Regions from separate parts of the Homo sapiens genome. Here region 2 is linked to region 1. A link is an interaction called in ENCODE POLR2A ChIA-PET data of the cell type or tissue named here. Cell type or tissue: B cell. All regions are shown on one strand. Each heading gives the region's core, and the rest is flanking DNA. Links, peaks and the distances in the headings are about the cores only.

Region 1 (4,860 bases), core at 913-3,412:
TAATCCCAGCAATCTGGGAGGCTGAGGCTGACAGATCACTTGAGGTAATGAGTTCAAGACCAGCCTGGCCAACGTGGCGAAATCCCGTCTCTACTAAAAATAAAAAAAGGGCTACCCTCTTTGGGTCCCCTCCCTTTGTATGGGAGCTCTGTTTTCACTCTATTAAATCTTGCAACTGCACTATCTTCTGGTCCGTGTTTGTTACGGCTGGAGCTGAGCTTTTGCTTGCCGTCCACCAGTGCTGTTTGCCGCCATCGCAGACCCGCCACTGACTTCCATTCCTCCGGATCCAGCAGGGTGTCCACTGTGCTCCTGATCCAGTGAGGTGCCCATTGCTGCTCCCGATTGGGCTAGAGGCTTGCCATTGTTCCTAAACGGCTAAGTGCTGGGTTCGTCCTAATCGAGCTGAACACTAATCACTGGGTTCCACGATTCTCTTCCGTGACCCACGGCTTCTGATAGAGCTATAACACTCACCGCATGGCCCAAGATTCCATTCCTCGGACTCCATGAGGCCAAGAACCCCAGGTCAGAGAACACGAGGCTTGCCACCATCTTGGAAGCAGCCCGCCACCATCTTGGGAGCTCCCGGTAACAGGAGTGGCGATCCTGGGTTCATAAGGTGGGCCAATGTGATAACGAGGCTCCTTATCAGAGGGAGGCAGTGGGATCAACAGTCAGGAGTGGAAGATGTGATGAAGGAAGTAAAAGGTGGGAGTGAAGCAAGGAAGCAGCCATGAGCCAAGGAATGCAGGTGGCCTCAGAACCTCCAGAAAGGACCAGTTCTACTGACACCTTGACTTTAGCCCAATGAGACTGATTTTGGACTTCTGACCTCCAGAACTATATAAAGAAGATGACAATTAGCGTGTGGGGGGTCCACAAGACATTGTGATGTTAAATGTGGGTCCTTCTTCTTGACAAGGGATACCCACCTACCTACTGAGAGACCTCCAAACAGAGACATCAACATAGAAACCTCAGCAGAGATAACCAGATCTCCATATGCAAACCCATGCAAAAAGAAGCCTAGAGAAACAGACGCCCAGATGAAGAGGGGCGTGAGTATAAGCTTTGCAGTTGGAGCTACCGCCGGGAAAGACTCAATGTGCTTCATTGGCTGATGCCCACTCCTCAAAAAACAAAACAAAACCAAAAACAACAAGTGGTGTACAGAGAAATGAGAATTGCCAAAAGGGAAAATTACTTGGTCTAGAATTATTTTGTGATTTTCCAACTACCTGCACCAGTGTCTGACTGATAACGCATACTCAGTAGATAGTGAATGAATACATGTGACATAATCTGATGACCAGACTGTAGCTTGAGTTTAGAATAGTAATTCTGTCTGCCTTTTTCTGCTTTGTTTTTCTCCCCTGCCCCTTTGATCTTTGTATATTCCTGTCCTTTGGACACCCATCTCCATCAAAATGTCATAGAAAAATTCTGTGAAACTTGACTGCAGGGTCAAAGTGATGTCAAAGGGAGGTTTGGGGAGAGGCATGTGATAAAAATAGCCCAGCTGGGGTTCCCATCTGTTTCCCATGCCATAGCACTACACCCTGGGCAGTGTTTCTCATCAGTATCAGCTGGGTTGTTTGTCAAAAATTCCAATTCCCAGGCCACACCCCAAAGAATCTGATTCAGTGCTTCTGGGCTGGGGCACTCTAAGTAGTTCTGCAAAACGCAGCTTGAGAATCTCACTTGTAGATTAAGGAGAGTGAACAATCTTTTATCCTTAATCCTGAAATCTGAAGGGTACTGAAAACTGAAAACTGCTAGGTTTTCATAACTCATTTTGGTGGCAAAATCTGATCCATGAAGTGACATCACACTATAAATGATCCTTATTTATTGCACATAATGTGGACATTCACACACTTTGCTGCAGAAATATTAGTGTGTTTGATTAGAAGTAGCTCTCCCTGGCCGGGTGCGGTGGCTCACGCCTGTAATCCCAGCACTTTGGGAGGCCAAGGTGGGCAGGTCACGAGGTCAGGAGATTGAGACCATCCTGGGTAACAGGGTGAAAACCTGTCTGCACTAAAAATACAAAAAATTAGCCGGGTGTGGTAGCGGGCGCCTGTAGTCCCAGCTACTCGGGAGGCTGAGGCAGGAGAATGGTGTGAACCTGGGAGGTGGAGCTTGCAGTGAGCTGAGATCGCGCCACTGCACTCCAGCCTGGGCAACAAGAGTGAAACTCCATCTCAAAAAAAACAAAAAAACAAAACAAAACAAAACAAAAAACAACAAAAGAAATGAACGGCTGGGCGCAGTGGCTCACGCCTGTAATCTCAGCACTTTGGGAGGGAGAGGTGGGCAGATCATGAGGTCAGGAGATCGAGACCATCCTGGCTAACACAGTGAAACCCCGCCTCTACTAAAAATACAAAAAATTAGCCGGGCATGGTGGTGGGCACCTGTAGTCCCAGCTACTCGGGAGGCTGAGGCAGGAGAATGGCATGAACCCGGGAGGCGGAGCTTGCAGTGAGCCGAGATTACGCCACTGTACTCCAGCCTCGGTGACAGAACGAGACTCCGTCTCAAAAAAAAAAAAAAAAAAGAAATGATGAACATATTGTTAGATAAAGACTTTGTGATTAGCAATGCAGTTAAAAATTCACAAAAAAGAATAAAAGTTGTCCTTGCCTTAGGGGACACTACTTCTAGGGAAGAGGATCACCGAATTAGGAGGTTTGGGTGCATACAATGCTGAAAAAAGGAGGGTGGAGTTCTCATAGTTCCCATGCTGCTCCCACATTTGTGCTCCTCCAATCTTATATACAATCTTTTTCTTTTGAGGCCCATGTCATTGAGCTACAAGACCCCATTGTCCACCTCAACTCCATCATCTCCCAACTTTCCATCCATTCCTCCACGTTAATCTATGGTTTGAGCACCTAGGTTTGTATCTTCCTTTCCATCATCCTAGCTACCGTTAACATCTATGCTGCATCTTCCCTCACTCTCTTCAACTCCAGTAACCTTCTCGTCTATAGCGGCCTCCACCCATGACCATGGAAAGGAGCTTCCCAGACCCTGGACCAGCTCCATGACTGAAATCCTAGCTCCCAGCCTTCAACTCTCTGACCTATAACCTTAGCCCCTCTCAACTTTTCTTCCTTACTCCAATTTCCTCTGTTATTTCATCTTCAGAGGCAAGATCCTATTATTCTTTTTAAAATATATATTTTTTTTTATTGAGATGGCATCTTGCCATGTTACCTACGCTAGTCTCAAACCCCTGGGCTCAAGCAATCCTGCTGCCTCTTTCTCCCAAAGTGTGGTATTACGTGTGTGAGCCAGCATGCTTACCTCTTTTATTTTAAATTATTTTATTTCTTGAGACAGAGTCTTGCTCTGTCACCCAGGCTGGAGTGCAGTGGTATGATCTCGGCTTACTGCAACCTCCACCTCCCGGGTTCAAGTGATTCTCCTGCCTCACCCTCCCAAATAGCTGGGATTACAGGCGCCCACCACCATGCCTGGCTAATTTTTGTAGTTTTAACTTTTAGTAGAGACGTGGTTTCACCATCTTGGCCAGGCTGGTCTCGAGCTCCTGACCTCAGGTGATCTGCCCACCTTGGCCTCCCAAAGTGCTGGGATTACAGGCATGATCCACTGTGCCAGCCTTTTTTTTTTTTTTTAATCTGTCTTGATTTTGCTCCCTTCCTAAACAGTTTTGGCTTCATGATCACTTAAGCCAAGAGTCACAAACTAAAATGCCATCAAAGGGCCAAGCAGGTAGCAAAATTTGAGTGATACAGGCTCAATGTCTTAGTCGCCTCAGGCTACAACAAAATACCATAGACTGGGTAGCCTAATAATACAGATCATTTTCTCATGGTTCTAGAGGCTGGAAAGTCCAAGATCAAAGTTTCCAAAGGGTTAAGTTTCTGGTGTTGACACAGGGCCGCGAAGCCCCCAAACTGGGGTTTAGCCTGAGAAGGTTCTTGGCTTCACCCAGGAAAGAATTAAAGGGCAAACCAAAGATGTTAGAGGCCAACTTTTTTTTTGTTTTTTTGAGACAGGGTCTCACTCTGTCACCCAGGCTGGAGTACAGTGGCTCACTGCAGAATCTATCTCCGAGGTTCAAGTAATTCACCCCACTCAACCTCGTGAGTAGCTGGGAGTACAGGGGCGCACCACCACACACAGCTAAATTTTTATATTTTTAGTAGAAGATGGGGTTTCACCATGTTGGCCAGGCTGCTCTCAAACTCCTGGCCTCAAGTGATCCACCCACCTCAGCCTCCCAGGGTGCTAGGATTATAGGCATGAGCCCCTGCACCTGGCCTAGATGCCAACTTTTATTGAAGCGGTGACCTACAGCAACAGCAGAGGGACTGCTCCTTGCAGAGCAGGGCTACCCTATAGGTAGTGTGACCAGAGCAGCAGCTCAGGGCAGTTCTACAGTCATATTTACATCGACCTTTAATTATATGCAAATTAAGGGGCGGACTATACAGATGTTTCTAGAAAAAGGCTGATAACTTCTGGGTTGTCGAGTTGTTGCCATTGAAAGGGGTGGTAGGCTGGGCGTGGTGGCTCACACCTGTAATCCCAGCACTTTGGGAGGCTGAGGTAGGTTGGCCACGACATCAAAAGTTCAAGACCAGCCTGGCCAAGATTGTGAAACACTGTCTCTACTAAAAATACAAAAGTTAGCCTGGCGCAGTGGCAGGTGCCTGTAATCCCAGCTACTCGGGAGGCTGAGGCAGGAGAATCACTTGAACCTTGGGGGGGCAGAGCTTGCAGGGAGCCAAGATCGTGCCACTCCAGCCTGGGTGACAGACTGAGACTCCATCTCAAAAAACAAAAAAAAGAAAAAGAAAGAAAGAAAAAGAAAGAGGTAATTCT
Region 2 (3,153 bases), core at 654-3,153, 620 kb before region 1:
TTTTTTTTTTTTTTTGGTTAAGACTAGTCAATATACCTTTGATTTCATTAGACTTCACAATGGTGTGAAGGCAACTGGGTGGGAACCATTGTTCCCATTTTACAGACAAGGAAACTGAGATATAAAAAAGTTAAGTATCAGCCAGGCACAGTGGCTCATGTCTGTAATCCCAGCACTTTGGGAGGCCGAGGCGGGAGGATCACAGGGTCAGGAGATTGAGACCATCCTGGCCAACATGGTGAAACCCCGTCTCTACTAAAAATACAAAAATTACCTGGTGTGGTGGCACGCGCCTGTAGTCCCAGCTACTCAGGAGGCTGAGGCAGGAGAATTGCTTGAACGAGGGAGTTGGAGGTTGCAGTGATCTGGGATTGTGCCACTGCACTACAGCCTGGTGACAGAGCGAGACTCCATCTCAAAAAAAAAAAAGTTAAGTACCAGCTGGGCACAGTGGCTCATGCCTGTAATCCCAGCACTTTGGGAGGCTGAGATGGGTGTATCACTGGAGGTCAGGAGTTCGAGATCAGCCTGGCCAATATGGTGAAACTCCATCTCTACTAAAAACACAAAAATTAGCCGGGCGTGATGGCACATGCCTGTAATCCCAGATACTAAGAGGCTGAGACAGGATAATTGCTTGAACCCAGGAGGCAGAGGCTGCACTGAGCCGAGATCGTGCCATTGCTCTCCAGCCTGGGCAACAGACAGAGATTCTGTCTCAAAAAAAAAAAGAAAAGTTAAATACCTTGTCAAGATCACATGGCTGGTGACCTAATGAACACTTACTGTGCACTTTCCTGAGTGGAGCCTCCCACACCTGTGTGAAGAGGACACTATCGTTCCCATTTTGCAGATGAGAAGCTGGTGCTCAGAGAGGTGACACAATTTTCCCAGGCTCTCAGTTATTTTTATCCCCTGACCCTCTCTCCTTATAAGGTACCCAACCCAACCCGGGCTGAGTCCTTCTCCTTATTCCCTCTGGAGAAAGGCAAGATGGAAGGGCCCTCTATGTCACCCAGTGAGTGTTCCCCTATGTTTTGGGAAGTCATCCTGGTGTCCTAATTGACATTACCCTTCCCTCAACCCAGGCCTCTTCTCACCTCTCCTGGTGTCCTTTCTGTCTGATGACCCTGCAGAACCCGACCCCGTTACTCAGCAAATCCCATCCTGCTGATGGGGTAGGAGTGGGGAAGCAGGGCTGAGAGACCGAAAGGGGCAGGGACTAGCTTCGTCACACAGCAGCCACTGTGGCAGTGGAGGAAGATGAGTCCAGATGGGAAGGACCCAGGAGTCCTGGTTTCCAGGTGGAGTGAGAGGCAGGAGCCTTCCTCACTTCTCCAAACTCCCTGCCCCAGGCAACGGAGCCCACTGCCAGCCATCCAAGCTGTTAGGTGTTTCTGCCTGAGGAGGGAAGGGGCCTGGGCAGCTCCTAGAATGGGAAGAGAATGCCACTGGGCATGTGCCCTGCCAGGCAGTGCTTCCGTCTTTCTGCCCACGCCTAAGTTCATCACACCTTCTGCTCTGCCCTCCTGCTAATCGAACCTGCACTCTCCTCCCTCTTGCTTTTCACCTTGGGACACGTGAGCCAGTGGCCAAGAGTGAGGCAGCAGAGCCAAGTGGAGCCACCAGCTGCCTCATCCCCTCCATGCCAGCCAGACTGCCTGGGATTCTGGGGATCCCTGTATGCCCCTGCCGCAGCCTCAGCAGTAGCTCTGTCGACAGCTCTTAGGAGCTCCTGTTCCGGGCTGGAAGTGAGGAGGGGGCTTTCCTTGACAACAAACAGGGAAATGGGGGGCCCCACGCCCTGGCCCCAGGCTCTTCTTACGATCTAACCCCCTTGGGGCAGGCCCTTCTTCTCGAAGAAACCCAGGGAAGGCTTCCAAAAAAATCACCTGAGGCAGAGTCCCTTTCTTGCCCCGGGCTATAAGTTCTTCTTCTAGTCTAACCTTGATCCCTTGCAGAGGGGTGGAAGAGGGCAGAGATGAATTGCAGTTTCTTATAAACCTGGTGGCTTCTAGTTCCCCGACGACAATACAGCGGAGGAGCCCTGTGGTTCTGGCTCTGAGTCAGGCCCCATCGCCCGGGCGTCCCCAGTGCCATCTCCCTCCGCCCCTCCCCGGACTGGAAAATCAGGCTCATGCCTCTGCCGAGAGTCAGTGCTTCCCCTCCTTCCCCTCACCATCTCGCTTTCCCCTAAAGGGAGGTGTTTCCTCGAAGCAGGGAAAAGTCAAGGGGGCAGAGACCTCACCAGCCACCGGGAGGCGGCACTCGGTAGGCACGGGCACGGGGTGGGGGTGGGGCGACCCTGCCTTCCTCTCCCTTCCCCCTCCACCCCTCCAGCCCAGCTCCCCGGCCATGCTCTTCCAGACGGCTGCATGTGTGCGTGTGCACACACACTTAAAACACGTGTGTGGTTGGTATGTAGGGGGGCCCTCTAGCCCCCCGAGGGAGAGGGCGGGTGGAGGAGGGAAGGAAGGTGTCATGCCTCTGATGTGCCTATCAGTGACACAAACTTTTTCCACACGTATGTTCTTCACACGTTCTGGGTCTGCACGTGCTCATCATGCCTCCCGAGTCACATGTCTGATCGGCGTCCCGCTCCCCCGCTTGGCATTGATCCCTGGGTATTAAGCGGATTCCCTCCGCCTCCCTGTGAGGAGACCCGCCCACCTCGGGAGGGAAGGGTTGGGAATTCAGGAGTCTCTGAGGATACCGGCACCTCCCTCTCAGAAAACTGGCTCCTCCTCCCAGCAGAGGACCCTCGGCCTGGTGGGGGCAGGTCACAGACGTGCCATGCAGACCCTCAACCTTCCCATCTGTTTGAGGGCTCAAAGAGATATCAAAACTCCACCCCTAGACCCTGGATGTAGGTGGGAGAGTTTGGGGAGGGTCTCACCCCTTGGGGAAATTGAACCCAGCCGGGGAGTGGTTAGGAAGGTCTAGGTCAGCAATCAGAAGAACTCACGTGCACCTCGCTGTCAGGGGTGGGGGGAGTATGAGGGAGCCTAAACAGAAAGTGAGCAGGACAGAGGGAGAAAGAAAGAGAGGGAAAGAGAGAAACTGAGACCACGGGCAGTCACAAAGAGAGAGGAGGGCAGCGCTGGATGTGGGCAGGACCTTCTGGATAGCCGGGCAGTGTGGTGAGGGGGCCTG

Evidence for each region. ChIA-PET counts read pairs that join two places held together with the same protein. Peaks named below come from ENCODE experiments on the same cell type or tissue, not always from the same donor. Only the 100,000 strongest peaks of a DNase experiment are listed, where the experiment ranks them.
Region 2: POLR2A ChIA-PET joins it to region 1 with 5 read pairs; 2 of 35 experiments call an interaction of 5 or more read pairs at or near these places.

What each region holds. Positions count from the first base shown.
Region 1 is chr17:47,102,152-47,107,011 of GRCh38, reverse strand. No RefSeq gene overlaps it. Among named protein-coding and RNA genes, the nearest start is that of CDC27, 85 kb to the left of the region's middle. In B cell, for the core only: no CTCF peak of the experiment used is centred there; no DNase peak of the experiment used is centred there.
Region 2 is chr17:47,720,331-47,723,483 of GRCh38, reverse strand. No RefSeq gene overlaps it. Among named protein-coding and RNA genes, the nearest start is that of TBX21, 11 kb to the left of the region's middle. In B cell, for the core only: no CTCF peak of the experiment used is centred there; a DNase peak (open chromatin) is centred at 2,173; H3K27me3 peaks cover 1,474 bases.